2 separate regions of the Homo sapiens genome follow, and region 1 is linked to region 2. The links are chromatin loops, found by intact Hi-C in ENCODE. Cell type or tissue: mammary epithelial cell. All regions are shown on one strand.

Region 1 (8,000 bases), 300 kb before region 2:
TGGCCTCATAAAATGAGTTAGGGAGGATTCCCTCTTTTTCTATTGATTGGAATAGTTTCAGAAGGAATTGTACCAGCTCCTCCTTGTACCTCTGGTAGAATTCGGCTGTGAATCCTTCTGGTCCTGGACTTTTTTTGGTTGGTAAACTATTAATTAAATTATTGCCTCAATTTCAGAGCCTGTTATTGGTCTATTCAGAGATTCAACTTCTTCTTTGTTTAGTCTTGGGAGGGTGTATGTGTTGAGGAATTTATCCATTTCTTCTAGATTTTCTAGTTTATTTGCGTAGAGGAGTTTATAGTATTCTCTGATGGTAGTTTGTATTTCTGTGGGATCCATGGTCATATCCCCTTTATCATTTTTTATTGCGTCTATTTGATTCTTCTCTCTTTTCTTCTTTGTTAGTCTTGCTAATGGTCTGTCCATTTTGTTGATCTTTTCAAAAAACCAGCTCCTGGATTCATTGATTTCTTTAAGGGTTTTTCGTGTCTCTATCTCCTTCAGTTCTGCTCTGATCTTAGTTATTTCTTGCCTTCTGCTAGCTTTTGAATGTGTTTGCTCTTGCTTGTCTAGTTCTTTTAATTGTGATGTTAGTGTGTCGATTTTAGATCTTTCCTGCTATCTCTTGTGGGCATTTAGTGCTATAAATTTTCCTCTACACACTGCTTTAAATGTGTCCCAGAGATTCTGGTACGTTGTGTCTTCATTCTCATTGGTTTCAAAGAACATCTTTATTTCTGCCTTTATTTTGTTATTTACCCAGTAGTCACTCAGGAGCAGGTTGTTCAGTTTCCATGTAGTTGTGTGGTTTTGAGTGAGTTTCTTAATCCTGAGTTCTAATTTGATTACACTGTGGTCTGAGAAACTGTTTGCTGTCATTGCTGTTCTTTTACATTTGCTGAGGAGTGCTTTACTTCCAACTATGTGGTCAATTTTGGAATAAGTGCGATATGGTGATGAGAAGAATGTATATTCTGTTGATTTTGGGTGGAGAGTTCTGTAGATGTCTATTAGGTCAGTTTGGTCCAGAGCTGAGTTCAAGTCCTGGATATCCTCGTTAAACTTCTGTCTCGTTGATCTGTCTGATATTGACAGTGGGGTGTTAAAGTCTCCCATTATTATTGTGCGGGAGTCTAAGTCTCTTTGTAGGTCTCTAAGGACTTGCTTTATGAATCTGGGTGCTCCTGTATTGGGTGCATATATGTTTAGGATAGTTAGCTCTTCTTGTTGAATTGATCCCTTTACCGTTATGCAATGGCCCCCTTTGTCTCTTTTGATCTTTCCTGGTTTAAAGTCTGTTTTATCAGAGACTAGAATTGCCTTTTTTGCTTTCCATTTGCTTGGTAGATCTTCCTCCATCCCTTTCTTTTTAGCCTATGTGTGTCTTTGCACTTGAGTTGGTCTCCTGAATACAGCTCACTGATCGGTCTTGACTCTATCCAATTTGCCAGCCTGTGTCTTTTAATTGGGGCATTTAGCCCATTTACATTTAAGGTTATTATTTTTATGTGTGAATTTGATGCTGTCATTATGATGGTAGTTGGTTATTTTGCCCATTAGTTGATGCAGTTTCTTCCTAGCATCGATGGTCTTTACAATTTGGCATGTTTTTGCAGTGGCTGGTACCGGTTATTCCTTTCCATGTTTAGTGCTTCCTTCAGGAGCTCTTGCAAGGCAGGCCTGGTGGTGACAAAATCTCTCAGCATTTGCTTGTCTGTAAAGGATTTTATTTCTCCTTCACTTATGGAGCTTAGTTTGGCTGGAATGAAATTCTTGGTTGAAAATTATTTTCTTTAAGAATGTTGAATATTGGCCCCCACTCTCTTCTGGCTTGTAGGGTTTCTGCAGAGAAATCCACTGTTAGTCTGATGGGCTTCCCTTTTTGGGTAACCCGACCTTTCTCTCTGGCTGCCTTTAACATTTTTTCCTTCATTTCAACGTTGGTGAACTTGACGATTATGTGTCTTGGGGTTGCTCTTCTCAAGGAGTATCTTTGTGGTGTTCTCTGTATTTCCTGTATTTGAATGTTTGCCTGCCTTGCTAGGTTGGGGAAGTTCTTCTGGATAATACCCTGAAGAGTGTTTTCCAACTTGGTTCCATTCTCCCCGTCACTTTCAGGTACACCAATCAAATGTAGATTTAGTCTTTTCACATAGTCCCATATTCCCATATTTCTTGGAGGCTTTGTTTGTTTTTTTTTCTGTTTTTTCTCTAAACTTCTCTTCTCTCTTTATTTCATTCATTTGATCTTCAATCAGTGATACCCTTTCTTCCATTTGATGGAATTGGCTATTGAAGCTTGTGCATGCGTCACACAGTTCTCGTGCCATGGTTTTCAGCTCCATCAGGTCATTTCAGGTCTTTTCTACACTGTTTATTCTTGTTAGCCATTCATCTCATCTTTTTTCAAGGTTTTTAGCTTCCCTGCGATAGGTTCGAACATCCTCCTTTAGCTCAGAGAAGTTTGTTAAACTTCAGAAGTTTGTCTGAAGCCTACTTCTGTTAGCTTGTCAAAGTCATTCTCCATCCAGCTTTGTTCTGTTGCTGGCGGGGAGCTGTGATCCTTTGGAGGAGTAGAGGTGCTCTGGTTTTTAGAATTTTCAGTTTTTCTGCTCTGGTTTCTCCCCATCTTTGCGGTTTTATCTACCTTTGGTCATTGATGTTGGTGACCTAGAGATAGGGTTTTGATGTGGATGTGCTTTTTGTTGATGTTGATGTTATTCCTTTCTGTTTGTTAGTTTTCCTTCTAACTGTCAGATCCCTCAGCTGCAGGTCTGTTGGAGTTTGCTGCAGGTCTACTCCAGACCCTGTTTGCCTAGGTACCACCAGTGGAGGTTGTAGAACAGCAAATATTGCTGCCTGCTCCTTCCTCTGGAAGCTTTGTCCCAGAGGGGCACCCACCTGTATGAGGTGTCAGTTGGCCCCTACTGGGAGGTGTCTCCCAGTTAGGCTACACGGGGGTCAGGGACCCACCTGAGGAGGCAGTCTTTCCATTCTCTCAGATCAAACACCATGCTGGGAGAACCACTGCTCTCTTCAGAGCTGTTAGACAGGGACTTTCACGTCTGCAGAAGTTTCTGCTGCCTTTTATTCAGCTATGCCCTGCCCCCAGATGTGGAGACTATGGAGGCAGCCAGCCTTACTGAGCTGCGGTGGGCTCCGCCCAGTTTGAGCTTCCCTGGCCACTTTGTTTACCTACTGAAGCCTCAGCAATGGTGGACACCCCTTCCCCTGCCAGGCTGCTGCCTCACAGGTCAATATCAGACTGCTGCACTAGCAGTGAGCAAGGCTCCTTGGGCATGGGATCCGCCGAGCCATGTGCAGGATATAATCTCCTGGTGTGCCATTTGCTAAGACCATTGGAAAAGCACAGTATTTGGGTGGGAGTGTCCCATATTTCCAGGTACCATCTGTCACAGCTTCCCTTGGCTAGGAAAGGGAAATACCCCAACCCCTTGCACTTCCCAGGTGAGGCGATGCCCCGCCCTGCTTCGGCTTGCCTTCTGTGGGCTGCACCCACTGTCCAACCAGTCCCAGTGAGATGAACCAGGTACCTCAGTTGGAAATGCAGAAATCACCCATCTTCTGCATCGTTCACACTGGGAGCTGCAGACTAGCGCTGTTCCTCTTCAGCCATCTTGGAACAGAATCCCCGAAGCTGTGCATTAATTTTCAAATTTATAACACAAACATGATACTACAGAACTCTTCATCTTCCCTATTCTGATTCTTAATGGCTGTCAAGGAAGTTTCCTTAATGCCCTTTAGGACTCGTAAATACTGCTCTTAAAAAGGACTGCAATAGTCCACAGATGAACCACAACCCTCGTGTGCATTCTTTCCCACAAACTACCATTTGTAGTTCTTCAATTTTGTTCATATGCTGAGAGGATCTAAAACCACACTTAGATTGCAGTCCCTATGTGCACCTCTGTATTCTACCTTTGGTCCCACCACTTTTTTTTCCTTTGTGCCATCATTTATTCTCTTCAAATCACAGTGCTGTCTTCTCAGAAAAACGGGTTTGGACCATGGCATCTCTCATGCTCCTTCTAGGGCATTTACCCCTGGGCAAAGTGCCCTGACTCCTTCCTGGGAGCATCACACTTTGTGTAGCCTGAGCCCTCAACCATCATCATTATATTCCTCACCGGGGCAGAATAGCTTGGCAAAGGGAAATGTTTCATCTAAGATTGCACAATGCTCGTTCAGTAACTTGGCAGTGTCTCAACATGGAAGGTTCCCAGGCATCTTAAGAGAGCATTTCTCTCAGCTCAAATATTTGAGATTTCTGGTGTTATCTCTTTCTGATTGTTTCTTCCCTTAGAGTCATTTTCTTCTGTGCTGCTTTCCCTCTGTCCATCAAGAGTAAGAGAAATACAAGAGACAGTTCTGTCTTCCCGCAGTGTCCCTGGCTGAGTAGCACCTCCCTCCAGCAGGGGGTGCCTCTGTGTAATTTTTGTAACACCTGATGACTGATGTACAATTGTTCATGTTATCGTTGCTTCTGGAAGGCATAAGAAAAAAGTTCCTTTCTAGAGCATTGGTTTCCTCCCTAGGTTTTCTTCTGCTCTCAATCACAAGACCCAGTCATCCTTGGAAGTAAAACAGATAAAATTCCTGCATTACAGAACATTTTAAATGGGTATATATTAGGAGTCATTTTCTTTCATTTTAGGGCTGATATTTCTAAAGAAATCACTGGTTTTTCTAATAATCATTCCCATTCCATTGCTTTTTGCCACCAGGCACATAAAGCCTTGACAATACAGGTGTGTTTTAATATAACTTATAAATAATAAATAGAGACTCCCAAATCTCTGTCCAATTCTATTAATAAAACATATGACTAGTTCTCAGAAAGTTGCACATTTAATGAGGGGTCCACACACTTTATTCTCAAAAGTCTTTTTTCTAGATTTGAACAACCATTCTTCTCCTGCAATTTTGGTGAGCAGGAAATTACAGCCAAACCTCTCTGTCTTCATCCATTTGTGCTTCTAAGAAAAAACACCACAGACTAAGTAATTTATAAGAATAAAAATTTATTCTTAATGGCTCTGGAGTCTGAGAATTCCAAGATCAGGGTGCCAGTAGGACGGGTGTCTGATTAGGGCTGCCCTCTGTTTCCAACATGGTGCTTTGTTGCTGATCCTCCAGAGAGGACCAACACTGTGTCGTCACGTGGCAGAGAGGGCAGAATGGCCAAAGAGTTTCCTTTAAACTCAACCCCTTTTGTAATGGGGTGAAGCCCTCATGACTTAATCACCACCTGAGGCCACCTCTTAATACTGTTGCATTGAGATTCAGTTTCAATGTGCATTTTGGAGGGGATACCATCATTCAAATCATAGCACTCCCATTCTGCTGATGATATATTTAAAAGCATTTTGCTGTTTGGGGAGTAAGGCACTATTTCTGAGGACTCCTAGGAGTCTTTATGTTCTAATGGAGGGTTTAGGTCTCCTTCTAGCCAGATTCTATCCATTGTAAAATCATCAATACAGCAGAACACCCAAATGCAGATAAAAGCATCATCATTCATGAAGACCCAGTAGCTCCTAAACATATGGTTTCTTGGGTAATATTCAAATGGAGAACACCCAGGAACATGAAGGATATTTCCTACATTCTTCTCCTAAGTTTAGACCAGACACAGAACTTTGTGCAAACATGAAGAAAAGCTTGAGTATAAACAGACGCAGAGTCCACTTATTCAGTTAGGTGTGCTGAGGATCACAGTCTGTGCTAAAATATCAGGACCCAGCAGAATGGAGAGGGCCAAAAAAAAGAGAGCTCTATGTTATCTTTTTTATATCATGAACCAGCCCTCAGGTAAGCCTGGCCAAATGGATGTCAAAGTCTCATTAACTTCATGCATCAGATAAGTCATTCCTACCTTGGAGAAGAGCAAATGTGGATAGCTCAGTATTTTAGAAGCATCACCTTTAAAATTCTCCATGTTTAAGGGGAAGAGAAAAACACATCTTATAAAGATAAAAAGATTAAATGTTTCCCACTAATATGCTTCTGTGAGTTGCTTAAGGTGAGTACAAAGCATGAACATTGAATGCTCAGAACCATAGGTATAAATTGGAACTTCTTGAAATAAATCAGTTGCAGAGTGGCATCACAGCAAACCTTAAACCAACAGCAAAACACAGAAAAATAATCAAATATTTAGCTCTGCTCTTGAGAATTGTATTAGGGTTCTCTAAAGGGACAGAATTCATAGGATAAATGAATATATTGTGGGGGGAGTTTATTAGGAGAATTGACCACACGGTCACAAGGTGAAGTCCCACAATAGGCTATCTGCAAGCTGAGTTGCTGGGAAGCCAGTCTGAGCCCCAGAAACCTCAAAAGTAAGGAAGCCGATAGTGCAGCCTTCAGGCTGTGACCAAAGACCCAAGAGTCCCTGGCAAACCACTGGTGTAGGTACAAGAGTCCAAAAGCTGAAGAACTTGGAGTCTGATGTTCAAGGGCAGGAAGAATCCAGCACAGGAGAAAGATGCAGGCCACAAGACTCAGTTAGTCTAGTCCTTCCACATTCCTTTGCCTGGTTTTATCATAGCTGTGCTGGCAGCTGATTAGATGGTACCCACGCAGACCAAGTGTGGGTCTGCCTCTCCTAGTCCACTGACTCAAATGTTAGTCTCCTTTGGCAACACCCTCACAGGCACACCCAGGAACAATACTTTGCATCCTTCAATCCAATCAAGTTGACACTTAGGATTAAACATCAAGTTGACACTTAGTGTTAAGGAGTATCCACGGATGGACTACTTGCGTTGTATTGTATGCCCCAGACCCCCCAACCCCTGACCCCCACCATGGGAAGAGGGAACAGACACAGTTCCTATTCCTCTAAACCACATTAAGTTTGGTTCACCTATGGGGCATATTTTGTTTTGTTTTCTTTTAAAATATCCTTTGGACAACTTTATGCTTCCATCTATCACCCTGAATCCTAGGTGAGCAGACAACCCTCAACAGGATCACGCCTCCTCCTCACTTAAATCCCAGGCTAATGTGTGTGTGTGTATATATATATATATATATATATATATATACATATATATATATATATATATACACACACACATATATATATATATATATATGTATCTTGAGTAACTATCTTACTTTATGTCCCTTGAATACCTGTAAATAAATACATCATCTAGAATTAGAAGGACCCAGTTAGACTTCTAAGTCTATGGCTTTGCTAATTCAGAGTGTTTGTCTCTGACTACTGCAAGGGCAATGGCGGAACACTTCTTTTAGATGAATCAGAACTACTTTTTCCTTTTTCTAATTAAGACTCATAGAAGTGTAGACATACATAGGCAGTCACCAACATTAACAGGTTAACCTGAAAAGAAGCCATACCAAGACCCATCTGAAACAGAAAGGAATCCTTTAAATATTTAAAATAAATATTTATATATGTGAATATTTAAAGACCATGTTGCCCCCAAATTAGGAGCAAATGGTGAATTACTAACATACTGACTTTCAATTCTATTGAAGCTACTTTTCCAATGAAATGTTTAAAGGGTACTGTTGGAGTGTTAGAAATAGCTATTCTGATTGGCATGTGTTTGCCCACACGATGGCCTTTCCCATGTGCCAGTATTGGCTGGAGACAGAGGTTGGCTGCAGCAGGCTGGATTCCCCCTCCGCCCTCATTCCAAGCCAAAATAAAATTTATATATATACCCATATACATACATACATATATAAAAATATTTATTTATTTATATTTATGTGTTGTCATGGTAACCAGATTTGGAGGACTCTACAGTGGAGGGCAGAAGGCTAAAACATGCCAAACAAAGAAGAAAATGTATCCATAACAACAAGGGTGATTCCAGAGATAATCATGTGGGGGCTCAAATAAAATCTGATTCAGGTATGAGTGCATTTTCATTTGATCTTATTCCTGCTATTGCCTGCCCCAGGAATTCCTTTACCAGCATCAAGGCTCTGAAAAGCTA
Region 2 (8,000 bases):
GGGCACCTACAAAAAAAATTCAAAGTTCTTGGCATCAAATTCAAGGTTCCTAGCAGCCTAGACTTCAGCCTACTTTTCTAACTCCATTTCTTTCTTCCCCACTCATTCTTTTACCAAATCATAGAATGTCCCATCAACCCTTGGACTTCCATCCACCTGGCTATTCCTGACTGGAAGGTACTTCCAGGTCTTTTCCACTGGAAAAATCTAATGTCTATCCTTTAAGACTTAATTCAAATTCCTCAGTGGTGCTTGCCAAGTGGCCCCAAAAAAGTTAGCCACTCCCTATAGGGTCCCATGTCCTTCATACCTTTCTTATTGCACAGATCCTTTGAAACATCATCTCTTTTCTTTCCGGGGGACAAGGACTGTGTCTGGCTTATCTAGCCCCCCAGCACAGTGCCGTGAACACACAGCTCAGTAAATATTCAGTGAATCATTCAAAGAGTGAAAGAGAGTAACCTCATGACCTTTTCCCAGCTTCCACAGGATTGGACAGCTGGACACTGATATCTGAAGGACATGAATTCCATCCTTGCTCCCACTCTGTGGCCACTGCTTAATACGGCCAAGGCCACGGGAGCTGTTGGCCATAACAGCCTCTGAACTAAGCTGCTTCTGCAAGAACCTTTCTGCTGTCATTTTCATTTTGAACTTATTGCACTCCTCTCCTGTCTCCAGAGGAATTTTTTTTAATTTAATGACTGGTGGAAAAAAAGGATTTGATGAGAGGATTCTGCTTTAACCACACATTTTCAATAAAGCACATATTTGATATAAGAAAAACCTATAGTTTTTCATGTTATTAAAAAGGCAAACCTCCAATACTGCTAAAATCAAAACATCAAACACATCTATGCTTCCTAGCAACAGCATATCCGAGTGGTTTCCCCTCTGCTCTCTGCTTTCTCTGGCACAAGGGCCATGCCTGTCAGACAGAGGCAAGTGCCTCTGCTTCCCAGGCACAGTTTTGAACGACAGATGTATTACCCACTGGGCACCCTCCACACTGCTTCTTGGAGAACAGAAGGGCAAGCCAGGAGTGACAGGTGCCAGCTCCACCTCGGAGCCAGATATCCAGCGTTCTGGCTGTTTTCTCTGCCACCACAAAGGGTCTTCAGCTGGACAATGTTTGTCAATCTGAAGGTCAGCTTTCCTGGGAGCAATGGCAGGATCAAGGCAGAACGCAACAGTGCAAGGAAGATAGCAAGAAAACCACCATTTGGTCATATGGCTTTCCTTGTTCCACATATCTAGGAAGGTCATAGAAGTGAGTGAAGGCATCTTAGGTTTATTGGTACCTGGGCATCAATGGAAAACAGGGGAGGGAGAAGATAGGGAAGACAGAGTCCTAGCTGAGTGAGCAGAAGTGTGGTTAGCTACCATAAGCCTATTAAAAAACTCACATTTTAATCCTTGAAATCCTGCCCTAATTTCCCTAATCTGAGTTGCATGGAGACAACTAAAGGTAGTAGCCAAGGTAGGAAGGCACATCCATGTCACATTATACCTATGAAAACAATGTCATCCAATATCACGCTCTTTTCCTCAGCCCTATACAGGCACGTTCACACACTCATTCTTATCCTTCCATCGAAGGGGTACAAAAAACACCACTGTCACATGAAAAACACGGCCAGAAGCTTCAATCCTGGGAACTGTGAGGCTGTTTTATTGAGCTGTCAATGAAAGGGCAGGGCTAGCCTGCTGGGCCAGCCAGCAGGGAGCTCCTGCTGCTCTGTCCACGGCTTTCCTGGGCCAGCCCCAGTTTGGCATCCCTGTGGCTACTGTCCATGCTGGCTTAAATATTGTTGAGAATATTCCAGGTTCTATGGCTGCCTGGGGTTGCCAGGACAGAACAGCAAGTCCAGGCATTTTCATTAGCTTGTGGATTTCATAACCTTCATCTGGGGAGACAGGGCAGGAGGATACCTGGAACGGGAGTCCAGCCTGTTTCTCTGGTTGTAGATATAAAAGTTATCTCCGGTTCAGCTTTCCCAAATTCTCCCCTCATCCCCCTATACTCAAGTTAAATTGTTAGCCCACTCCTCAGTGAAAAGAAGGCACTCATGGAGCTCTGTTTGTTTCAGGCACTAAACAAGGTACAGAGGCTAACAGAGATGGGCTCCTCCAAGAAAACAGGATTGTGCAAATACTAAGAACCAAACTCCAAATGACATAAAGACTATTATGAATGAGAAAAAGGAAATTCTAGGCTAAGGGAGGTGCCTGAGTAGAGGCACAGAATTTCCAAACCACCAGATCTTAGATTTGATAGTCATGTGGTCAACCTCCCAATATCAAAAACAATACAAAGCAAAAAAAGTCCCTGACAGAGAATCATGCAGCCTCTTCCTGAGACCTCACAGGACAGGGGGCTGGTTTTCCTGCAGGGCAGCTCAGCAGATCTGCTGGTTATGACATTTCTTTCTTCTAGGGATCCAAATCCTCATAATCTCCAGTTAACTCTCAGGTCTGACATCAGGAGCCACACAGAATCACTCAATGTGTCCCTGCTCATAAGGACTCTTCAGTTACCTTCCTGCGCTCCCCTGCTCAGCCTTGTATTTTCATCTTCCTGCCTTCTGTGTTCCTCCCTCCCTGTCAACTGCTTGCTTCCCGGCTTGTCAAGAACAAAAATCCAACAACCAAATTAACAAGAGAAAAACCTACCAAACCATTTTTGTTCATGATTCACAGTGAATCTCTTACTTGATTGCCTGCCCACTGTCCCTACCTTATATACATTGCTTACTTATACATTCCAACACTTTTTACCTAATTTAGACGCTCTCCAATTACTAAAAATATTTATTTTTAAATCCTCCTAACTTTCCCCAGGAGGTGAATGGCATTACGTGCACAGCAGCACACAGGAGCTCCAGAAATGATCATTCACCTCTGACCCTCTTCTGAAGCTATGGATTGTTTTTGTGGAATAATGTAGGCATCTGTGGACACAGAGACCTCCTTTAAGGAAGTAGCAATTCTTAGGATTTTTCATGGATGCCAGCTTTGGAAGAAGCTCCACATACTTGCTTTTAGTAGAGGTACGCTTTTAACAGTGACCAAACAGCTATCACGCATGTATGGAATCTAAAATATTTTCTCCCTTGATAAGGCCATATATCAGACCATATGTGAAGAGTATAATCTTCATGCCCACAGTTAAATTCTCGCCCATCTAATAACGGGGAAGGGATGTGCACCATTTTGCTATTTTCTCTATACCCAGGGGCCACATCTTTAAGGAGCCCAAAGCCAGAGACTATATAACCAGTAACCCTTAGAAATACTCCTGTTGGGAAGTTAAGCTATCTTTGCTCAAGTAGGAAACACTGGCTTCACGGAGGGAAAAACTGACCATGATTAACAGACTTTTGCTGAATTGTCACTCTTCTAGAGATAACGCCTCATTTCACTTTGGGCCCCATCCTAGCAGAGCCCGGCAAATCTTGCAAGATGGTCTCAGGAGCTGGCCAGGGAGAGGGAAGCTTGGTCACGACCCCCCTCTAGTGGCCGAGAGTTACTGCATGAAGTAACCATAATTCTTACTCCAGCATTTGCTTCTAAATCAAACAACTCACCTTTTTGGAGGCTGGCTGATAAAAAAGAACATAAAAATGGTGCTTGGCAGAAAATCAATCACTCTTCTCTTAAACTTGTGCTCAATTCATCACCGTCATGCTTACTGTAAAACAATTGTAAGGCTGGTGAACTAAACCCCTGTGTAATCCTAAACACCTACCCCTGATGCCTGCCAAGAAGGGTGAGTGCATCTGAGGCAGGCTTCTGGAAAGGGCAGGGCGAGATGGGCCACCACCAGGAAGAAGCCTCTGCTCCGTCCACCTTTTTCAATCTTTTTTATCTTTTTCACGAAATCTCATTTCACCTATGTACTACATCGAACGTCACATATTTTTTTGTCTCTAAAAAGAATCTCAAGTACAAGAGAGTCGGAATCCTTCACCTAAGCAGAAGAGAAACATTCTTTACCACTAAAGGAAAAACTAAACTGTTTTTCCTGCTTCCACACGCTGACTCAACACAGAAAGCTTCGGTCACCAAAACATGTAGGGACTTCTCCCCACTAACCACTAGTTCTCCAGCGGACACCAACTAGATGTCCTGAAATTTAACTCAATTCTGACACTATCTACTGGAGTTAGCGTCAGATCCCACAGCAAAGGTCCCAGTCCCACAGCACTGCTCCCCACTTTAGATATCAATCACAGTCCCAGGTTGTGGCCTGTGCTTCTGACCAACCGGTTTATAAATCGGAGTTTCCACAACCCCCTTCTTGGATCCAGTTAATTTGCTGGAGTGACTCACAGGACTCAGGGAAACACTTAAGTTGCCCAGTTGATTACAAAGGCTGTTACCAAGGATACAGATGCACAGCCAGATGGAAGAGATGCACAGGGTGAGGGTGTAGGAAGGGATTCAGAGCTTCTGTGCCCTCTCCAGGCACACCACCTTCCAGAACCCAGGCACACCACCTTCCAGAACCCCTGTGTGTTTAGCTATCCAGAAGCTCCCCAAACCCTGACCTTTGGGGTTTTCGTGGAGGTGCCATTACATAGACCTGATTAATTATATCACCAGCCATTGGTGATCAACTCAACTTTCAGCCCCTCTCCCCTCCTTGGAGGCTAGAGGGAGAGGCTGAAAGTCCAACCCTCTAATTACATGGTTGGTTCCTCTAGCAATGGAGCCCCTCTCCATCCTGAGGCTGTCCAGGAGCCCCCCAAGGATCATCTCATTAGAACAAAAGATGCTCCTATCACCAAGTAAATTACAAAGGATTTAGAAGCTCTGCATCTCTCACTCCTACCATTCAGGAAATTAATTGCAAAGGTCTTAGGAGCTCTGTATCAGGAACTGGGGTCAGAGACCAAATTCAAATTTAAAAAAAAGATTTCCCTAGTGCCCTTACCTACACAGTTTCAGGAGCTCTATGTCAGAGAGCAATATACACATTTCAATATACACATTTCACATCTACCAAGTCTGAGGTGGTAATACCATCAGGGACCAAAAGTATCAGCGTGTTGCCAATATTCAGCCACGTCTTGGGGTAAGCCTGATTCTTAGTTTGTAAAGTGATGGGGTCTCCACAGTACTAATATTCTGTGATTCTGTCAAGATATGAACTTGCCCAGGGCTCAGCTAGCCCCAAAACTAGGTAGTATATGTATTTTAAAAGCCCCCAGCCCAGAAATGAGAGAGGGATCTTTACCCCAAAGAAACTCACTGTCTCCTTTTTGGTGAGCTCATCTCATCATAATTCTACTCCCAACATAGATACATACCGTCTTTGAAATTGTTCTAGTCCCCTCAACAAACACCAAGAGAATATCCGCTGTGTGCAACCTGTGGGCTGGGCATTGTGGGAAATGCAGAAAGAAAGAAGAACCTGGCTTCGATCCGGAGGCCTTTGGGGCGTGGTAGGGAGAGCAGGGCAGAACTGGCTTCGATCCTGGGGCCTTTGGGGTGTGGTGGGGAGAGCAGGGCAGAACTGGCTTCGATCCTGGGGCCTTTGGGGTGTGGTGGGGAGAGCAGGGCAGAACTGGGCCAGGCAACACTCAAGGAGGAGTCTTGAGGGCAACATATTAAGGGGGCACTAGCTCTCAGGCTCCAGTAAGTACAGGGCTGGCACTTGAGAGCAAATGCCTTCTTCAATGTTGCTTCTCATGTCTGGGCCCTAGAGGAGAAGAAAACATGCCTACACAATTGTCCCACGGCATAATCTACTCGAAGAGGCAGCAAGGTAAGTGATCACCACACCAAGATTGAACCTCAATTGTGTTATCTTGGGCACATTATTACCCCTTTCCACATTCTCCTTTCCTTGCCTAATCTCTCCCTTAGGGTTCTCAGAAGGTAAATGAAAATCTGTATTCTCCCCTTCCCCCAACGAATCCCTAAAGAAAAGAGCAAAATTCATCCATGCACAGAAATGGAAATGGTTAGAGGACTAAGCAAAACAGAAATTGCAGCATTCCATCTCCAGCCCCACTGAAGTTCAGAGTTTGAAGGATGTGCAGGAATTGAACTTTGTTCTTTCTTTCCTATCACCCTAGGGTGCCATCCCCCGGGATGCCAGCCCCAGCATTGTCTCTAGTCTTCCCATTGGCAGCCGAACAATACTAGCCTGGGTTTGCCTGTGTTGGCCATGGCCACCTCCAGAGAGTGCAGTAATTGGGAGTGTGGAGTCACAAATGGCGGTGAGGAAAATTTATGAAAGTGAAGGCCTCTAGCATCTGGAGGCCACACCCCAGCCACACGCAGCAGTCACCACCAGCCCCCTGCTTCAAAGGGGCCGATCCTTCCATAGGCCTTTTTCACATTAGGCAGTGGATGGCTGCCAAGTCCCACAAACAGGCAAAGGCACAAATCCTCCACTACGTGCATTAATCAAAGGGCGGCAGAGGCGGCTGCCCCTGGAGGATGCGGTACAGTGGTGAACTTTTTCAGATGCTGGGGGCCTTGCATCAAGCATCTGCCGTGCCTTTTGGCTCCACAATAAACCAGCATTCACATCCCATCACTGCACAAGAAAGGGTCTTTTCACACTCAATGCCCTTTGCAGCCTTGGCTGCCGAGGGATAGCTCAGTCCACTGGACCTAAACAGGGTGCTACCCGTCCCAAGAGGCCCACCCCCACCCATCAGTGGGGCTGGCACGCCACCATCCTCAAATCCCAGAAAAAGGACTCCATGACCAGACATTCCCCAAAGCCAAATCATAAACACCACAGGCCTTCCCCTCCATGCCAGCTTCCCCACACCCTCTGCTAGAATGAGAGCACCCTCAGATGAGCCCCTGAGAGTTGGAATGTGAGGCCTGTTTTCTATAAGCAACTGCAGAGATAATTGCCTAAAAGGCCCCAGAACACTGGCCCAGAGGCATCACATGATTTTCTCTTTTTACCATCACATTACTAATAAGTGGCAAAGACAGCATTCAAAGCTGAGCCCTCACCCTCTCCCCTAAGACAGGTCGCCTTCTAAAGCACATGCTGTTCCTTCTAGCTGGGGTGTTCTTCCTCCCCCTTCTCCTAGTTAAAATCCACTCCTCCTTCAATATGCAGCTGAGTAGCTTTCTCAGGGAAGGTTTCTGAGATCCCCAGTCTAGATAAGGTTGCTCTTAAACATTCTCCTGGCATTCTTGCATGGCCCTTATCACACCCTGCAACTACACCCCCATGGGAGCGATCCCTCACTCCATCTACTCCACCATGCCCCAGGGCTGGCAGGTGTTGCTCACCAATTTTCCCCAGCCCTAGTGCAGAGCCTGTTCTAGGGTACATGCTCAAAACCTGTTTTCTGAATGCATTACTTACAGATGTTTATATAGTCAAGTCCAGATAAAGCGACTACTAAGTGACAATGAGATTTACAGGGTTAAATGGCCTCAAAGTGAAGGAGGAATAGGCATTCCATGGATTTAACTACTACTAACATACTGAGGGAAGTTCTGAAAACTGGAGTAGACAGCTAGGAGGTCAGTGGTGGTCTTAGCAGGAATACTTTTACAAGAGTGGTGTGGCCAACAATCCTCCTGAAGTGTATTGCAGGTGGAAAATATGGGAGGCAATGAGGAAAGGCCATTCTTTCAGTAGGTTGTCAGATCAGAGGAGAGAAATGAGGAGATAATTTGAAGGGAACCCAGAAGACAGAGAGAGAGAGAGAGAGAGAGAGACAGAATCAAGAAGACTTGAACACATTTTGCATCAAAGCGGGGAAGGAAGTCCAAGATAAGATGCTGAAGCTAAAGAGATGGAGGGTTTGGGTAACTGGTGACATAATATCAGGAAGAAAACAGGAGAGGAGGGGGTCAAGAACACAGGGAAAAGATTACCCTCCTATTCACTTATCATTGCTAGTAGCCAAATTCCTGAAAAAAAGAAAAAGAAAAATGTAGAAGTCCTTATATTCATATACGACAACATAGGGAGAGGTAACCTCTAGATCAGCAGTTGGAGGAAGGAAGACCAA

The links. A loop is a pair of places that touch in the nucleus more often than their neighbours do. Peaks named below come from ENCODE experiments on the same cell type or tissue, not always from the same donor. Only the 100,000 strongest peaks of a DNase experiment are listed, where the experiment ranks them.
Region 1: a loop joins it to region 2, with 19 times the contacts of the local background. A loop is called at or near these places in 11 of 110 quality-filtered maps.

Annotation. Positions count from the first base shown.
Region 1 is chr7:34,426,976-34,434,975 of GRCh38, reverse strand. All of the region lies in intron 2 of NPSR1-AS1 (NPSR1 antisense RNA 1), which reads left to right. Among named protein-coding and RNA genes, the nearest start is that of NPSR1, 230 kb to the left of the region's middle. In mammary epithelial cell, a CTCF peak has its summit at 4,423 (motif pointing right); a DNase peak (open chromatin) is centred at 4,415.
Region 2 is chr7:34,129,891-34,137,890 of GRCh38, reverse strand. The region is part of intron 13 of BMPER (BMP binding endothelial regulator); the gene reads right to left. Among named protein-coding and RNA genes, the nearest start is that of BMPER, 230 kb to the right of the region's middle. In mammary epithelial cell, a CTCF peak has its summit at 3,511 (motif pointing left); DNase peaks (open chromatin) are centred at 3,770 and 4,330; H3K4me3 peaks cover 204 bases; H3K27ac peaks cover 2,621 bases.